2 separate regions of the Homo sapiens genome follow, and region 1 is linked to region 2. A link is a contact called in ENCODE Hi-C or POLR2A ChIA-PET data. All regions are on one chromosome and are shown on one strand. Each heading gives the region's core, a stretch centred on a gene start or an enhancer-like site at or near the end of the contact. The rest is flanking DNA. Distances are from core to core; before and after follow the strand shown. Region 1 has its middle 140 kb from the start of PHLDA1-AS1. Region 2 overlaps LOC105369844 (a long non-coding RNA gene).

The links. Hi-C counts contacts between places; a loop is a spot of excess contacts on that map. ChIA-PET counts read pairs that join two places held with the same protein, here RNA polymerase II (POLR2A).
Region 1: a map of Caco-2 shows a loop between it and region 2 (3-fold over the local background). The contact joins two enhancer-like sites. A Hi-C loop is called at or near these places in 1 of 168 maps with a recorded cell type or tissue (Caco-2). POLR2A ChIA-PET finds 5 or more read pairs at or near these places in 3 of 52 experiments (A673, CD4-positive, alpha-beta T cell and activated CD4-positive, alpha-beta T cell).

Annotation. Positions count from the first base shown.
Region 1 is chr12:75,887,821-75,894,759 of GRCh38, forward strand. No RefSeq gene overlaps it. Among named protein-coding and RNA genes, the nearest start is that of PHLDA1-AS1, 140 kb to the right of the region's middle. RefSeq lists a silencer at 189-483. Within about 2 kb of position 1,476, at least 4 of the 41 ENCODE cell types and tissues checked have a DNase peak (open chromatin) inside an H3K27ac peak, as active enhancers do.
Region 2 is chr12:75,618,024-75,625,347 of GRCh38, forward strand. All of the region lies in intron 9 of LOC105369844 (a long non-coding RNA gene), which reads right to left. Among named protein-coding and RNA genes, the nearest start is that of KRR1, 110 kb to the left of the region's middle. Within about 2 kb of position 5,913, at least 3 of the 41 ENCODE cell types and tissues checked have a DNase peak (open chromatin) inside an H3K27ac peak, as active enhancers do.

The sequences.
Region 1 (6,939 bases), core at 226-2,725, 270 kb after region 2:
TTATAAGTGGAAGAAATTTGGACACAGACATGTACAGAAGGAAGATCATATAGGGACACACAGAGAAGACAGCCATCTACAAGCCAAAGAGAAAGGCCTCAGAAGAAACCAATCCTACTGACACTTTGATCTCAAACTTCTAGCCTCCAGGACCGTGAGAAAACAGATGCCTTGTTTAAGCCATCCAGTTTGTGGTACTTTGTTATTACAGCCCTAGAAAACAAACATAAGAAGAGACACCTCTCTCTTGGTTGTGACCTTCGAGGAGAAAATGACATTGCTGCCCTCCATATTCATTGCTGCTAGAAGGAGGAGTAAGGTGGAAAGCATGCCTCATTCCAGCACACACACAATATCAGTGGCTCACACAGTGTTCCACTATCACCACCCACATGCCCAGTCCCACTGATACAAGTGGACAGATTTAGGACTTTCACAAGAAGAAAAGCACATTTCTCAGTAAATTAAACTAGATCATCAATGTTTCACCCTTATTTTTTTCTTTATACTCAAAGAAATATTAACAGCCTAATAAATCTCAGGTAGGTAGCTAAATACCTAAAAATTTTCCAGAGAAAGAGTAAGACCAAATTTACTCTTGATGTCTTGCCCCTAATCTTAGCACCAGTGACTATTGTACTAGATGTTTCCTCAAAGTTTTTATTCCAGGGGTCCAGCTCAGTATACCCAAGGGAAAGCAGACTTGGGTATACTCTTTTCAGAGAAGTCTAACAGTTGAGCCTGGAACCAAGGCTAGAATTCCTAAGAAGAAAGGCTTACTCATCAGATTTTCACAAAACAGCTCAATGCTTTTCATTTTTCCATTTATTTTTCATTTTCATTTTCATTTTTCCATTCATTCACTTTTTCAGGAAATATTTATTGTGCATCTAGTGTGTGCAAGGTTCTGTAGTAAGGGCCAGAGGTATAAATGATGATAAAGCATCAACATAACAAAAAACCATAAGAATTGTCCCCCCAGAAAGCTAGAGCATGAGGATTTCTAAGAAAAGGGAAGAGTGAGAAATCACAGAAATCAAAAATTTAGGATTATGAGAGAAAAAACATTCCAAAGATCAGCTGCCCTATTTTTTCCAGGACATTTTATCAGTTCAGGAAATCAAAATAAAAATATCACATCATTTGAACAGATATTCAGATGTGATGGGCAAACTATAGTCGTGTGACAGCTCACAAAGAGAGATAAATATTTTCCTCTGCCTCCTTCCCTCTCTGACAAATATGCTGATCGGCTCCTTTGCAACTCCCCCAAATACATACTATTTACATTCATTGAAGACAGCCAAATCGTTTTACAAGTGTATTTCAGTGTTTTGAATCTTCTAACATCAGGCAATCCCTGTTACTTTCTTTGAAACAAGTTTCCACTATGCAGAGAGAATAAATAAACACACTCTGTGCTGTTAGCAGGTTCACTCTGTTGTCTGGGTTGCGGGGAATGGAGGTGGTGGCAGTGGCAGCACTGATGGCGATGGCCGGGCTCAACCCGAAGGGAACAGTGCTGCTTTTTCTTGCAGCCCTGGGAGAGAATCGCAGAGTGCTGCAGGAAGAGGGAAGATCCTGAACCCACTCAAGAGAGCGCCTCAAGGGCAATGGTGTTCTCTCTTCAGGCACGTGATCGGGAACAAAGGAATCTTTATTCATCTCTTTCTGCTGTACTGGTTTGCTTTATATTCCTTATAAGCAGCTGAAAAAGACCATGAGCAGCCCTTTCAATCAGCTGAGGAAGAGAGGAAAGGTTTCAGAAGAGAGAAGCTGTCAATTCTGAGAATGGTTTATTCACATTATAGAATAATCTTTCAAGAAAAGAACTCTACAGGACTGATCTTTTAATTATAGAGGGATAAATACATCTGTGAAATCTACCAATTTCACTTTGGATTAAATACTCTTACTAAAAGCCAGATATTCAGTAAACAAAGATCTCAATTTGGAAATGGCTTTTCTCCCTAATACGTGTCTTCTAGCTAACGTCCTACCCCATTCCACCCCCAAATTCTAGTTGCTATTTGAGAAACAAAAATACATAACCTATTAGAGATGGAGTTTGAGGGTCTTAGATATGTTTCATTTGCTACCAAGCAAGCTCTGGATTCTCAAAAATGTTGATCAATTATCTGTGAATAATTTTAAGATCACAGTGTCTTATAGGGAATATTTTTTGATTTATCAAAGAATCTCAACATATTTAATCCTATGCACAAATCACATCCCAGCTGTGGTTGAGAAATACAAGCAAGAATCACAGTTAGAGTCTTTGGTGTACCTTCACGGTGCCAAAGACAGGGTGGGCAAAGATACACACTCCATAAATATTTATTTACAGAAATGACATTGTTCATAATTCCAGAAATTCCACCAAAATTTTAAATTGCAATTTCTTCTAGTTCTTTTTGGATGTAAAACAAGCATAGAAACAGTGCCTGGCTCCTAGCTGGTTGTGTCTTTCCTGGCTCATTTTTTATGTAGTGCCTCTGACTAAAACAGCCCAGAAGCAATTCTCTTGTCCACAAACAAGGGAGCCAACAGCTTTCTGTGGCCCTTTTCCATCTCCCAGTATTCTGGATGAGTCAACCCTCTTCCTTGGGGGTTTCTGGAGACTTTTGCAAGTGCCCATTTCAGAAAATCCCATTTCCACTTGAAGTATTTATCCCAGAAAAAGAAAAGATTAAAGAAAAAGAAAACCCTGAGTTTTCTCAAAAACTATTTATTTGCCATTGATGTTCCCGCTTACGTTTTGTGGAAATCCTTCTCTAACTTGATATTTACACAATATTGTAACATCTCCTTTTTGTGTTATTTCTTAACTTTGAAATAAATGGAGATTCTTTAATAGATGACATTTAGACAGATGTCATTCCAACAGTAGGCTGATTCTTCCTATTACTTAGAAATTGTTTAAATTCTGAGGCATTCTCATTTATGTCTATTGGCATCAGTTAACCTGTGGTTCCAAAAGCTAGTGCCAAGTTTTGGTTCTTCCTGTTTGCAAAATCAACCTTTCCCCATGTCAGCTGTTCCTAGGGTGGAGGCGGTCACAGAGTTCCCAGCAACACTTCTTGTCAATGTACCCTGTGGCGAACATCTCTTCTGTTCCCTAGATCTCATCCCTAGATCATTGTCCATTCTTCTCAGATGCTTCCCTCAGCATTCAGGGCCCAGGCTCCAGGAATCAACATTGCTTCAAAATAATCTCATAACTAGCTTCTAGACCAGTTTTCAGCCAGTCTCTTTTTAAATCTTCTTCACAAAAATTTTGAGGCTAACCCATCCGATTTTAATCTAAGTAAGGAGAGGACAAAGATTATTTACTTGACCAAATTTTGGGCAAGCTCCTGAAACTTCTCCTAGGCTCATCTGTGTACTTTCTTATAAAGTCCAGTTTTAACAAAGAATCCTGCTGAGTCAGTTTAGCAAGCACTTCCACCCTTGATATCCGAGCACCCTCTGTATCTGGCTGGGTTCCTCCTCCTCCACCATCCCCCAGGTGATGTCTGCTTACCCTGGCCTGTCTTCAGTAAGAATCCTGTTAGGTCAGTTTAGCCAGAATCCTCCCTTGCCCCTGAAGTTTCCTCTTAGTAATTTTTTTTATCTAATGACCCCCACCGTGCTTCTTCCATATAAATTCCCACTTGCCCATGCCGTATTCTGAGTTGAGCCCAATCTCTCTCCCCCACTGCAGAATCTGATTGCAGTGATCTCTATACCTATTAAGATGGTCCTGAATAAAGTCTCCCTTCCTGTGTTTTAACAAGTATCATTGACTAGTTTTTTTCTTTAACAGAAAGGAAGAGATGGTATCAAGACATTTTCTCTTTATTATGGGTAGGTATGATATCACCTGTGGTAACTTTCATTTGTTCTGTACTTCCATAAAGCTAAGGAGCTTGGCTGAATAGGCTCAGCAGCCAGCTCTGGGCCCACACAGTCCTCTGTTCATAGAGGGGAAAGTGTCAGCTCACAGTTCTTCACTCATTCTCTCCATTCTACTTTGTCATTCCTCTGCTGTTACACTGACCTGCTGCCAGGTAAATGAAACTGACTTTTTTATTTTTATTTTTTGAGACAGAGTCTCACTCTGTCACCCAGGCTGGAGTGCAAGTGGCATGATCATAGCTCACTGCAGCCTAGTACTCCTGGGCTCAAGTGATCCTCCCACCTAGCCTTCCAAAAACCTCCACAGGTGCACACCACTACATTCGGCTTTTTTTGTTTTGTTTTGTTTTGTACACAGGGGGTTTCCCTTGTTGCCCAGGCTAGTCTCCAACTCCAACTCCTGGGCTCAAGCAATCCTCCTACCTTAGCCTCCCAAAGTGCTGGGATTACAGGCGTGAGCCACCACATCCAGCCATAAACTCTGACCTCTTGGGCAGATGGAATTTCCCTCAAACATAGTAGATTCCCCTGGCATAGGGTAGAGGGGGGATCCTTGAGAAAAACTGGATCATATTCTGCATGGCATATATTTCAAATATTATATTCTTACACTGTATTGTATATATTAGTTTGTAATTCTGTTTTCCCCTCTAAAGTGTCAACTTCATCAGGGGATGTTACCTCCTTAAAGGAAAAAGTATATTTTATTTATCATGGTTTTCTCAGTGCCTTACACATTGTAGATGCTCAATAAGTAATTGTCCATCTTCATGTACTGTTGTTCTTTTACACGGTCCTCAGGAACTCAGCAGAGGGGACTTGAGACAAAGGAAAGGAGCTTAATGGACCTCCCTCACAGGAATAACATTTAATAAAATAAGACAATAGGAGAGTAGGCCTGGGAACCATAAAGAAAGAAACCCCTAAAACAAGATTCAGGGAGGGGAACTATAGAAAAGAGGGAACAACCAAGGGCCATGTGTCAGCAATAAGAGATAAATATCTTAGAAAGTACTGATCTAAGACAAGCCCAGATCCCCCAAGTGCCATTTCAGAGCTTAAAGCAACTGCAAAAGACGAGGAACGGACTTTATCAGTAAGGGTCATGTTCCTCACCTCACTCCCACATTACACCCTACACACATCTCCCTCACTCCACAGGGACTTGATGAATATCATCTGTCAGCCTCCTTCCTTTCCTGGTTTCTCAATGAGCCTGTTTCCCTTCTCTTCCTTTATAAACCCCCCCCCGCCACATGCATTCTTTGATCTTGATAGGGCCTTATCTATCCCATATCCTCTGAAAGATAACCAGCTACTCAGAATGGCCTCTTCCTCACCACTGTCAGTTCCACCCCCGGCCACCTTGGCAGCAGTTCCAATCTTGCTTCACCTTACTCGCCACAGGCATTTAAGCACACCCAATGGGCCTAATCTTTACTGACCAGCAATGCCTGAGTAACTGATTTGAATAACCTAGATTTTTTTCTCTCTGGCCTGTAAAGAATTTCATGGAAAACCCACAGGCCTCTGCTGCTGGCTGCCATGATGAATAGCCATGTTTATTTTTCTGGTGTCTCTGTCTGTTTCTATTACACTGATGTGCTGTGTCCTGGTATCTCTACCTCTATTACATGGATGCACTGTGTTCTGGGAGTCTGACAAAATAAAAATATAACAATAACAACAACAGAAACCCTGCAAAATCTGGAGGATATCTTAAAATGACAGCCATCGTTGTCAGGACTATAGCATAGAAGGAGAGAGCTTGGGCATCTACCAATCTTGGATTTGAATCTTAGCTCTATTATAAGACTTTTTGCAAATTACTGAATCTCGCTGAGCCTTAGTTTTTTTAATCTGTAAAAGAGGACAAGAATACCACCTTCCTCGCAGGGTTACTGTGTACTTTTAACCATTCTGCCCACTACACAACTGCAATCCAAAAACATTGCACTTGGTTCCTCCTTCACTTATTTCCAAGAGATCCATGAGATCCCTGGTATCACAGAGTGAACCATGCTAGCCTAAAGGAGATACCATCCGAGTTCTGTTCATTATTTTTAACTATATTTAAGTGTATTTGATTCTTCAACAACTAGAGCCTAATTTTTTTGTATTCAATGGAATTTTTTTCAGGAAAAGAATCTGCACTAATTTATATGACTGATATACAGAGTAAACATAAAGGTTCACGAAGCCAGTGGTTCACAAACTGAGGACTACACATACCCTGGAGGCCTCAAGGAACACAAATTCATGCACTCGTTACGATTCATGTGAGGACTGAGTGAACAATGCTATGTAAACACACACAGATATATCCACATATATTCATATATATGCAACATTGCTGTTTCAAATATAGGTTGTTTATATAGAGGCTATTAATAAAATATATTTTAAAGTGTTATTTAATTTATAAAAGCTTTTATCATTGCCTATTTTCTCAGCCAACATTTGCTATTATAACACGTTGTGGTTCTACATTTTAATATTAATATTAATAATTAAATTGTGACACTGTTATTACTAGTAATGTCTATTATTAATTGTTAATAATAATAGCCAACATTTATTATGTGCCAGGCACTGTTCTAATGACTTAACATACATTATGTACTCACATACTCATTAAATCCTCACATGATCCTATACAGTAGACCTATTATCATTTCTAATTTATGTATTAGGAAACGGAGGCACAGAGAGGTGATGTTAACTTGCCACAGAGCTGGTAAGTGGCAGAGCTGGGATTCAAGCTCAGATATCTGGTTCCAGAGTCCAAGCCCTCTGTTTTCACATTTAATCAGTGGAGAACTCAGGTTTGCAATCATATATTGGTGTCACTGTTTTTAACCAAAAAATTATTTGTGACCTTGACGTTGATTTTATTTTCTATGAAAATGAGCATATTTCTAAGAAGATACAAACTTTGATATATGTGTGTACACTGGCATATATACAACCAGACGTACAACCAGGAAATCTGTGATAACTAAATTCAAACAAAATAATAATAGCTGAACAATGAGAACACAG
Region 2 (7,324 bases), core at 4,663-7,162:
CTAGGCATTGATGGAATGTATAAGAGCTATTTATGACAAACCCACAGCCAATATCATACTGAATCGGCAAAAACTAGAAGCATTCCCTTTGAAAACTGGCACAAGACAAGGGTTCTCTCTCTCACCACTCCTATTCAACATAGTATTGGAAGTTCTGGCCAGGGCAATCAGGCAAGAGAAAGAAATAAAGCATATTCAATTAGGAAAAGAGGATGACAAATTTTCCCTGTTTGCAGATGACATGATTGTATATTTGAAAAACCCCATCATCTCAGCCCAAAATCTCCTTAAGTTGATAAGCAACTTCAGCAAAGTCTCAGGATACAAAATCAATGTGCAAAAATCACAAGCATTCCTATACACCAATAGCAGACAAACAGAGAGTCAAATCATGAGTGAACTCCCATTCACAATTGCTATAAAGAGAATAAAATACCTAGGAATATAACTTACAAGGGATATGAAGGACCTCTTCAAGGAGAACTACAAACTACTGCTCAAGGAAATAAGAGAGAACACAAACAAATGGAGGAACATTCCATGCTCATGGTTAGGAAAAACCAATATCGTCAAAAAGGCCATACTGCCCAAAGTAATTTATAGATTTAATGCTATCTCGATCAAGCTACCATTGACTTTCTTCACAATATTGGAAAAAAACTACTTTAAATTTCATATGGAACCAAAAAAGAGCCCGACAGTCAAGACAATCCTAAGCAGAAAGAACAAAGCTAGAGGCATCACGCTACCTGACTTCAAACTATACCACGAGGCTACAGTAACAAAAACATCATGGGACTGACACCAAAACAGATATATAGACCAATGGAACAGAACAGATGCCTCAGAAATAACGTCACACATCTACAACCATCTGATCTTTGAAAAACCTGACAAAAATAAGCAATGGGGAAAGGAATCCCTATTTAATAAATGGTGTTGGGAAAACTGACTAGCCATATGCAGAAAGCTGAAACTGGATCCCTTCCTTACATCTTTTACAACAATTAACTCAAGATGGATTAAAGACTTAAACGTAAGAACTAAAACCATAAAATCCCTAGAAAAAAAACCTAGGCAATACCATTCAGGCCATTGGCATGGGCAAAGGCTTCATGACTAAAACACCAAAAGCAATGACAACAAAAGCCAAAATAGACAAATGGGATCTGATTAAACTAAAGAGCTTTTGCACAGCAAAATAAACTATCACCAGAGTGAACAGGTAACCTACAGAATGGGAGAAAATTTTTGCAATCTATCCATCTGACAAAGGGCTAACATCTGGAATCTACAAGGAACTTAAACAAATTTATAAGAAACAAACAAACAACCCCATCAAAAAGTGGGCAAAGGATATAAACAGACACTTCTCAAAAGAAGACATTTATGCAGCCAACAAACATACGAAAAAATGCTCATCATCACTGGTCATTAGAGAAATGCAAATCAAAACCACAATGAGATACCATCTCATGCCAGTTAGAATGGCGATCATTAAAAAGTCAGGAAACAACAGATGCCGGAGAGGATGTGGAGAAATAGGAATGCTTTGATGTGGAGAAATAGGAATGCTTTTACACTGTTGGTGGGAGTGTAAATTAGTTCAAGCATTGTGGAAGACAGTGTGGTGATTCCTCAAGGATCTAGAACCAGAAATACCATTTCACCCAGCAATCCCATTACTGGGTACATACCCAAAGGATTATAAACCATTCTACTATAAAGACACATGCACACATATGTTTATTGCAGCACTGTTCACAATAGCAAAGACTTGGAACCAACCCAAATGCCTATCAATGATAGACTGCATAAAGAAAATATGGAACATATACACCATGGAATACTATGCAGCCATAAAAAAGGATGAGTTCATGTCCTTTGCAGGGACATGGATGACGCTGGAAACCATCATTCTCAGCAAACTAATGCAAGAACAGAAAACCAAACACTGCATGTTCCCACTCACATGTGGGAGTTGAACAATGAGAACACATGAATACAGGGAGGGGAACATCATACACTGGGGCCTGTCAGGGGGTGGGGGACTAAGGGAGGGATAGCATTAGAAGTAATACCTAGTGTAGATGACGGGTTGATGGGTGCAGCAAACCACCATGGCATGTGTACACCTATGTCACAAACATGCAAGTTCTGCACATGTACCCCAGAACTTAAAATATAATTTTTAGAAAATGTGATATACATACACGATGGGCTACTATTCAGACATAAAAAGGAATGAAATCCTATCATTTGCAACAAAATGGATGGAACTGGAAGTCATTATGTCAAGTGAAATAAGCCAGGCATAGAAAGACAAGCTTTGCATGTTCTCACTTATTTGTGGGAACTAAAAATTAAAACAATTGAACTCACGGAGATAGGAAGTAGAACTATGGTTACCAGAGGCTGGGAAGGGTAGTTGTTGCGGAGAGTGAAGGAAGGAAGGGGGAAGTGGGGATAGCTAATGGGTATGAAAATATAGTTAGAGAGAATGAATAAGATCTAGTATTTGATTGTCCAACAGGGTGACTACAGTCAACAATAATTTATTATACACTTTTACATAACGAAAAGAGTATAATTGGATTCTTTGTAACACAAACAAAAGATAAATGCTTGAGGTGATGGGTACTCCATGTACCCTGATGATGTGATTATTATACACTGTATGTCTGTATCAAAATATCTCATATATCCCTTAAATATATACACTTACTATGCACCTATAAACACTTAAAATAAAAATTTTTTGAAATAAAAATAAAAAGATCAACTTCCTTGGAATAAGATGTTCAAGACTTCCTTGCAGAAAACTACAAAACATAATTGAGATAAACTTAGAATGGCATAAAGGGAGAGAGATACATTGTGTATGAATGCAACTTCCAACATCGCAAAGATATGTTTTCTTCAATCAAAATAACAGGACTTTTTTTGGAATGTGGCAAGCTGATTCTAAAATTGTAATGAAAATGGCAGTGGACCAAAAACCATCAATATACTCTTGAAGAAGAGAAATAAGGTAGGATGACTTGCTATACTGCATATCAAGGCTTATTTGAAAGCTACAGTAAATAAGAGAAAAATAGACAACTGTACCAACAGAATACAATAGAAAAGAAAAAGACCCTTGTTTATAAAGAAACTTGATATACAATACAGTAACCACTAAAGAACAGTGGGGAAAATTCGGTAATTTGAATAAATGATTCTGGGCAGATTGGATATCCATTTGGAAACAGAATAGAATCTTAATTACCTGCCTCCTACCCTACACAAAGTCCATTCCAAGTAGAACTTAGTTATAAATATGACAGAACAATAAACTTTCTAGAGAAAAACATAATAGAATATTTTCATCATCTAGGCTAGCCTTAAACAGGAAACAAAAACCAGTTTCTAATCATGTAGGAAAAGATGAAAATTTGGGTTACAGTTAGATGGATAACTTGTTTTCATCAAAACACTTTAAGAACATGGAAATTGGAGATGATATTTGCAAAACATACAACTAACAAAGAGGTTGAATCCAAAGTATGTTTTTAAAAAAAACTCATCAAATCAATAAGAAAAAGAACAGGCAACACAATAGAAAACTGGGCAAAGACTTCAATAGGCATTTCACAGAATAAGATATCTAAATGGCCCATAAACACACAAAGAAAGGCTCAACCTCATCAGTCATTAAGGAAATACAATTAGTATCACATTGTGATACCATTATAAAACCACCCAAATGGTAATATTAAGATTGAAAATGCCAGATGTTTGCAAGGACATGAAACAATGGGAACTCTAATATACTGTTGACAGGAGTATAAATTGGTATAACCACTTTGGAAGACTATTTGCCATTTTCTACTAAATTTAAAAATATGCAAAAACCAACAACTCACTACTTCCACGCCTAGATATATACCCAATATAAATGCATACACGCATGTAGCCAAAGGTGTATACAAGAAAGGTCATAGCAATATTACTGGCAATAGGCAAAAATTACAAACATCTCCAATGTTCATCTACAATAGAATGGATAAATGTGGTATATTCATGAAATTGAATAGCATACAGCCATAAAAAGGAATTAATCCCAGCTATACACAACAATAATGATGAATCTCACAAATGTAGTATTGAGCAAAAGAAGCCATACACAGAAGAATATATACTGCAGGCCTTTATATTGCTTTTAAAAAGATGCAAAATCAAATTATAGTGCTTAGAAATGCATTCTTAGGTGGAAAACTATAAAGAATATCAAAGTAATTAGCATAGTAGTTAGCATATTGACTATTTTTGAACTGGTAGTGATTGGAAAGCTGCAAGGGGGGCTTCTAGGGTATAAGAAATGCACACATTCATCTGGTAGGTGACAATCACATGAGTTTTCTCTGTAATCACTGAGGTATATATTTTAAAATTTTGTCTACTTTTCTTTCTGCATTATTTCACAGTGGAGAAAAGTTAAAAGAAAAGAAGCAGATGATATAGTCTGTCAATTCATGTTAAAGTGCTGCAAAAAGATCAAATGGAATGAGAAAAAAATAAAAGCTTTAACATTTGATAGTTACAGGTAATGTGCAGCCTTTGGAAGTTTCAGGGAAGTCACAGGGAGAAGAAGTAAAAGAGCCAGCAGTCAAGAGTTAAAGATAAGCAGATAACAGGAAGCAGACAGTAAGTCCCGCCTACTCCACTTTGGAGGGAAAGAAAGAAAAAGGCACAATGATAGCAAGGAAGGATGATGCTACTATTTTATTTTTTGGTGTGTTTCTGTTAAGACTGAAACAATTTGTGAGTACCTTAGTGGACAAACAGAAATGAACCAGTAGAAAGGGAAACTGTAAAAAATGTAACAGAGATGTGATGATTATTGGATCAACACCCTCTACACTGTGGCCTCCAAACTAAACTGTTTTACATCTCCTCCTGCCCTTTGTCCCAACATTTCACAGAGCATGTGGGAAAGGAAGTCAAAATAAGAGAAATAAGAGAAAGCTACATGCTCCATTGTCCATCACCATTTCCCCAGCCGAGAGTAGATTGGAGTGAAGAGAAAGGGAAGTTTTGCCCCGAATAAGGGATTAATGTTCTGAAATAAATTGTCCTTGAGTTTGGAAGGCTTGAAAATGGATTTTTTTTTTTATGTCTGAAATTGCCCTAAGAAGCAGTGAGATTCACTGGTGGTAAGGCAGAGGGAAGGATGAGGCCAAGGTTCAACCAAACTTAAAGACAATTAGGCAAAAGGAATAAGCTTTAGTGATCTATTGTACAGAATGACTGTAATAAATAACAATGCAGTACATATTTCAAAATTGCTCAGAGAGTAGACTTTAAATGTTTTCACCACAAACAAACGGTAAGTATGGGAGCTGATGAATCTGTTAATTAGCCTTATTTAATCATTTCGCAATGTAAACATAGATCAAAATATCACTTTGTACCCCATAATATACACAATTATTATTTGTCAATTAAAAATAACATTTAGAAAAAAACTTAAAGACAATAATGAGAGAGAAAAAAAGCTGGCTAGTGATTTCTCCTGTAGTGGATGCTGTGGTTTTCCACCTAGTCTCTCTCCATAACCTTCTCAGGGCTGAAGCTCTCATTTCTCCAGTATTGTGGGTGTTGGCAGCTGCCTGCTCTTAGCTTTCTCAGGTTTGCCTAAAGCCAAAGACAATCACCCTTCTGAGGTCATACTTCCTTCCTGTGTCCCATGACTGGCCTGTGTAGAACACTGTGAAGGGCCCACCTGATTCCAGAGCTCCCTACGGAATGAAGTGAGGCCTTGGCCTTGACTGCCATTCAGCTTATCCTTTTACCCCAGGATTTCTCAAATTCAGCACTATTGACATTTTGACCTGGATGATTCTTTGTTGTGGTGGCCACTCTGTATATTACAGGGTATTTAGCAGTGTCCTTGGCCTCTATCCACTAGATGCCAGTATGTCTCCAGATGTTGCTAAATATATCCTGGGGTTCCAAACCTTCCCAGTTGAGAACCATGATGCAATCCTGCCCTTTTGACAGTACCCCCTGAGGCGCTGATCCTAAGAGCATTCCCCAATAAACTTCCTGCATACAAATCACCAGATCTGTAGCGCACGCAACAAATTCAGTTCACTCAATAAACACATGTTTATTTATTAGTAAAGTATACCTGTACTACTGTAATTATATCATAAACACTATAGAGCATAAACAAAGAATAATTTAAGGTGAGATAAAAAAATAAACATAATTAGTAGTTCTAGCATTTTCCCCTACTCCTCAAAAGAATGTTTACTAGCACCTTCTAGGGAGCCTAAACCCTACATTGGAGATCAGTACCCTGGGAGCTGGGAGACATCAACAAAAAGAATGTAGGTGGAGTGTTCAGCCTTACTAACACTGAGTTAAGGGAAAACAGGGAGGATACTTAAAATAAAAATACTAGGGGTGACATGGTGATGGGCGGCAAGGTGGAAAAAGTCTGGTTTATATCCAGATGGTATTGATCACTTCAATAGGTATTAGATAAAAGGGACTTGTAGCTAAATAAAGGTCATGTCTTACAGTGTCTACAAATTACCTACTTAAATTCCTATGAAAAAAAAGTAAAACGAAACTTTAAAAGGTAGCAAAGGTAATGAGAAGTAAAGATAAGAAAGACCATGAATCAAAAGTTCAGAGGGAATTGCTTTTAGTTGTATCATTATTGGTAGGCCAGGCGCAGTGGCTCGCGCCTCTAATCCCAGCACTTTGGGAGGCTGAGACATGCAGATCAATTGGGCCCAGGAGTTTGAGACCAGTCTGGGCAACATGGTGAAACCCTGTCTCTACAAAATATACAAAAATTAGACTGGTGTGGTTGTACGTGCCTGTAGTCCCAGCTACTCAGGAGGCTGAGGTGGGAGGTTCACCTGAGCCTGGGGAGTGAGAGGCTGCAGTGAGCCATGATCGTGCCACTGCACTCCAGCCTGGGTGACAGAGACTTTGTCTCAAAAAAAAAAAAAAAAACAAAAAAGTATCGTTATTGGATTATAGATAAATTCTTGAACTTCCAACGCATTCTTTTACCTCTAAACTTAACATTAGGCCATCACAACATTTTATGAGCTTATTAAAATAATACCATACCATTAGAAATAAATAGAAATTTTTAGAGATTCACACAGAAACTGACAGATAATTGTAGTAAGATACTTCATTCCATTATCAGTCCATTTTAGACGAAGTAGTAAAAATAAATGAGATACAGGCTTTGAATAATGTTAAGTAATAATGTTGAAAACATGTTTTTCCCATTTACATTTAAGGCCTAAGTTTCTAA